Regions from separate parts of the Homo sapiens genome. Here region 2 is linked to region 1. The links are chromatin loops, found by intact Hi-C in ENCODE. Cell type or tissue: GM12878. All regions are shown on one strand.

Region 1 (2,500 bases):
ACACAGTTCTTCACTGTGCTTTTCTGAAAAACTCACTTGCTGTATCTTAACAATGATTCCATAGTCGTGTTGTGCAGCTGTGCAATATTCCCTTGTGTGCATGTACCACAGCTCCTGTGACCAGTCAGGCCCCCTCTTCCCCATTTGTAGGTGCCGTTGTTTGCACTCTTAAATGCAGTTGTGAAGCAATATCGTTGCTTTGACATTTTGTACACGTGTGCTAGTAGGATACGTTCCTAGAAGTGGAATTGCCGAGTCAAAAGGCATGAGCCATTTTAGGTTTGATGGGCAGTGCCAAAATATGGTCTTTTCCAAAAAATATACCAGTTGACATTCCATCATGTATGGATGCCAGTGACTTTCTACACAGCCTTGCTCACACAGTGGGTTATCAGGCAGTTTACTTCCAGATCAGGTAGGTGATCTATGGCATCCTCTTCCTGTGAGCTCTGGTTGCTGTGGGTGAGGGTAGTGCCCTCACCAGGGTATGTTGATTTTCCATGAGATGGGTCTCTATTCAAATCTTTTGCCTATTGTTCTCTTGGCTGGGACGTTTCTTGTGGATTGTCTACAGTTTTGCATAGACGAGATCACAGCTGTTTCTCATGTGTGTTGCAAATATTTCTCCAAGTTTTTTCATTTCTTCTCCTATTTTGTATTTTTATTCTCTGCAGGACTTTAAAAACCTTCTTACGTAGTCAGGTTTATTTTTTCTTCACATTATGGCTTCTGAGTTTATGTAGGAGTCATCCTTCTCTTAAAATTTGTCTTCTCCCATGATTCTGTATATTTTTTTCTTTTTTAATGTCCCAAGTTTACTTCCATCTGAAATTTATTTTGGAATAAAGAATGAAATAAGAATCCAGCCCCCCCACCCCCGACTCTACTGTCTAGTTTTTCCAAAACTATTTATTAAATAATCCACCTCTATTGATTTGAAATGGCATCTTTCATCATATACAGAGTTCCCCATTTCAAATAGATAGCTATTTGCCAACTCCTACTTTTAAAAAAATGCAGAATAAAGTAAACAGAATAAATGGCTGGGGTTGAGATGCTGTTTTGTTTTGTTGAGACCTCCTTTCAAGCAGTCTGCACTCAATCACCCCTGCTCCCTCTGCCAGGAAAATCAAGCTTTTTAGGGAAGTACATTTCAGAATTTTTGTCACCTCCTTTCTCTTTTCCAAGTGTTTCTGCTACACATTATTGTCATCCTCATATTCTAGCCCCCAACTGACAGTCTCCTCAGAACAGCCTTGCGGGTAATACATGACATATGCAGTTGACATTATCTGTGACTTCTTTGCTTGATGCAAAAGGTCATAGTTAGCAAAATAAAATACTGTAAATTTCTGTCTGACCAATTGGAGCTTGTTGCTTTAGAAAAAGCTTTGAAGCTTGACTCGTTCCGGGTAAAACTGAATGTTGCCACAGGAGGTCACTCTTGGGTAGGCTTTGTAGCTTGGTTGGGTTGACCACGGAAAGAAAATTAAACCTAAGAAACCTACCTACCACTGCTGAGATAGCAAGTGTCAACCTAAAAGTGGTATGGGAAGAGGGTAAAACTAGATAACTCAGATTTAACTTTTTTTCTGATTACATAATCTTTGAAGATGCTCTATAGGAAATTTGGAAAGTAGAAAGAAGAAAATCTTAACACTTTATATCTCAACCAGTGATGCCACTATGAATAATTTGGTGTACTATGTATCTGTCTCTCCTGGGGGAGCTGATATGGCACATGCACCCACAGAGAAAAGATTGTAAATATGTGCCCAGAAGAAATCCAAAACTGTATGTATATAATTTTCGTTCTGCCTTTTTCTGCCTAAGATTTCAGTGTGGTATGTTGTGTCAACATCATTTGTTAGGAGTATGTATTAGGTCTCCATGATATACAAGGAAAAGAAGAGTTACCTATAGCTTTTTCAGGAAATCATAGCGTTCTAACAACCCAGGAAGCTGTTTGCAGGGGTATTTTCTCTTATCTTCTTCTTCTGACATTACCATTGGATACCTTTTAGTGGCTAGGGCTCCCCACTCAAGTGAGATGTCTGTGTCCCCCACTGCCAAGAACCACAGAGCTCACCTTCTTTCCCAGTCCCACTTCCATGCCTACCCTGCTGTCTGCTTGTGAGCAGGCTCGTGAGAACAGGCGCCACCTGGCAGAGAGATGAAAACAGGTTCTGCTTTAACTTCTCCGGTATAGAACTTCCACCACAAAGGGCAGTGCTTCCCAGTGCTGGGCTGTGGATTGGTATCCTGTCATGCCCAAATCTGCCTAGTCGTTACCAAATAAGCAGACGGTAATGTATGTGGACATTTTGTGCGAGGTGTTCATGTGTCTTGGGAAAACCTGTCTCATGTTCCCAGAAAGTAGCTTTCCTTACCTGGAGTTTGAGTGGCTTTTATGACATTGGCATGTAGATAATAGAACTGTACGTGTTTTTTTGTTTGTTTGTTTTTTGAGATGGAGTCTCGCTCAGTCGCCCAGGCTGGA
Region 2 (2,500 bases), 80 kb after region 1:
GAGCAAAGATGAGCCAGACAGCGGCTCCCACAAACAGAAAATGGCTCTCAATATTCTTCTGGCCAGTGGCAACTACTGAGGGTAAAACTAGACAGAGACGGCTAACTAGGAAGCCATATTGCTCTTGTATGACACATGGCTGCTTTACTTCTCACTGGCCAAGGCAAAACCATGAGGCATTGATTCCAGGGGATTTCATAACAGTGAATTGCATGAGTTGACTTGAGCAAAAGAAGTTTGTAGTAACATCTCCATGAACCATATCTGAGGCCCATTATCCAGGGGGACCACACTGCTGAGAAGATTGCTTGGGCTGTTTTGGGAGCCAGAACTAGGTTGTTGTCCTGCTATCACCCTGGGATGGTGGTTACATCCCTGCACCAGGTCCAGATGGAGGCCCACCAAACAGAACTTAGTAACAGGTGACATGCATTAAATAAAACAGTTTATAGCTCCCATCTCTCTTCTGGGCCTACTTTTCTCATGATTGATTTCTTTGCCTTTGGATTGAGGCATTGTAACTAAAATTCCCAGTTAATTTACAACGTTCCAAGGGTTGTTTCAACACATCACTCCTGTCCATTAACACATTGTGATGGATTAATTTGTGAGATGATCAACTCTCCAGAACAGGCCACCTAAGAAAACAGAACACAGGAAGCATGTTCTGAATGGAGAAGATGCATTTTAAAGTAATCCCAACTTTGGCTCCTGCTCATGAGGGCAGGCCCACAAAGGGAATGACAGGCAAGGAGGGAGTGAGGAGGATCTTAGGAAGAAGGGCTCAAGATGAAGTCACTGGTATCCCGACAATGTCATTCAGTAAGGGGTGGAGGGGAAGGAGGAAGGGAAGTCACATCTATTAAGCAGCAAATGCAAATTAAATGCTTCCTTTATTCCCTTGAATCTTCACATCACCTCTATGAGGCTAGTATTAGCAGCTCCATCTTAAAGATGATGGGTTAACTCAGAGATAAAGGTGAGATCAGAGAGGCAAAGTCAACTGCTCAATCTCTGGGACCCAGGAGTCCGCATCCCTGGAATACTTTTGAAGCAACTGGCTTGCAGAGCAGTTTGGGAAGCACCACATCTTCCTTTGTGACACCAGGGACTGTTATTACAGGGATCACTTTAGTAAGGAAAGCCCAGACCCCCAAGCTGTGCTCAATTTCCTTCCTTTTGTGTATAAACTTTGGTGCTCTCAACCTACTTCCCGGGAGTGGAGCTGCACTTAAACTCAAATTGCTTCCCGCTGGGCACTGTTTTTGGACAGGTATAATTTAACTATATAGGACTGGCATTTCTGTTTAGGGCCCAAAGGTGAAGACAATTTGAACAAGAACACTAGGGCAGAATTAGATAGACAGGGGCAGGTGGTTAATGGAATTGAAGTCTCGTAAGTCCTGATAGAGTTGCTGATTACATTTGTGGGTAAAAGGATGTCTTTACCGTAACTTCCATAACATCTTACTGATAGACGCTGTGGTTCTACTTATGTGGCGCCAAGCGCCACCTAGTGGGGTGGGAAATCCCTCCTGGATGCTGATGTTCTGCTTCTGAGACCCTTAGACGGGCTTCCAAAGGGGGATGTGGGAAGAAAATGTAAGAACAGATATAGTCATGTTTTTAAAAGTATGTCTGTGGCTATTTTTATCATATACCCAGTGTATTAATACAGAAATATGTAGGGCTGTGTGTTGAATGTTTACTGATGGGAGGGCAGTTTACAAAGAAGTTGAAGGCCACAGACTATTGAATATTTGTTTCTATCATTTATTTCCATTGTTTTTGCTTTAAGTCTCAAAATGGGGCCAGTCATGAATTTCCTTTTGCCCATGCAGATGTAGATGTATAGCCTTGAGTTAACTGGGTGACCGATCCTCTTTTTCCTACATTTCCATTTTTTATAGACTGTGGCCCCCATTTTAAAACTGTATTTGAGTATCAGTAATCTTTCTTGCACATTCTAGCTGAACATTCTCTCTCTCTCATATTTCCGAGCAATCCAACCACTAACCATTCCCTTCTGTCACCACCCCCCGCCCTATAAATAGCATTTTGAAGCATGCAGTAACTTGCCAGTTTGAGGATTTAGGTCTTTTTCATCCTGCTTGCCTACTTGACTGTCAGTTCATGAAGACAGTTGGTGAACAGGCATGATGCTTGGGTGTTTCACGCCCGTTAATTAAGTCAAAGATGATGGGGCGCTTACTTGCTAAGATATATATACATGTACACACCTACCTATGTATTCTGTATGCACATATATATAGCTGTCCATATATGTTTGTGTATATGCACACATATACATGCAAGCATGTATATATTTGTGTGTATTAGAATTACTGATAATTAGAATTACTGAATTACTGATGGCCATGTTTTGCATAGATTAATTGTAAACCTAAGTAAGATAAACCATAAAAAGTACTCAGCACAGGGTCTGACATCTATCAAACACTCCATAAATAACTTTTTAAATTCTTTTTATTACTTTTTA

What was found. A loop is a pair of places that touch in the nucleus more often than their neighbours do. Peaks named below come from ENCODE experiments on the same cell type or tissue, not always from the same donor. Only the 100,000 strongest peaks of a DNase experiment are listed, where the experiment ranks them.
Region 2: a loop joins it to region 1, with 11 times the contacts of the local background. A loop is called at or near these places in 77 of 110 quality-filtered maps.

The regions. Positions count from the first base shown.
Region 1 is chrX:12,813,195-12,815,694 of GRCh38, forward strand. All of the region lies in intron 4 of PRPS2 (phosphoribosyl pyrophosphate synthetase 2), which reads left to right. Among named protein-coding and RNA genes, the nearest start is that of PRPS2, 23 kb to the left of the region's middle. In GM12878, a CTCF peak has its summit at 1,429 (motif pointing right); a DNase peak (open chromatin) is centred at 1,437.
Region 2 is chrX:12,892,757-12,895,256 of GRCh38, forward strand. No RefSeq gene overlaps it. Among named protein-coding and RNA genes, the nearest start is that of TLR8, 13 kb to the right of the region's middle. In GM12878, a CTCF peak has its summit at 1,518 (motif pointing left); a DNase peak (open chromatin) is centred at 1,446; H3K27ac peaks cover 1,239 bases.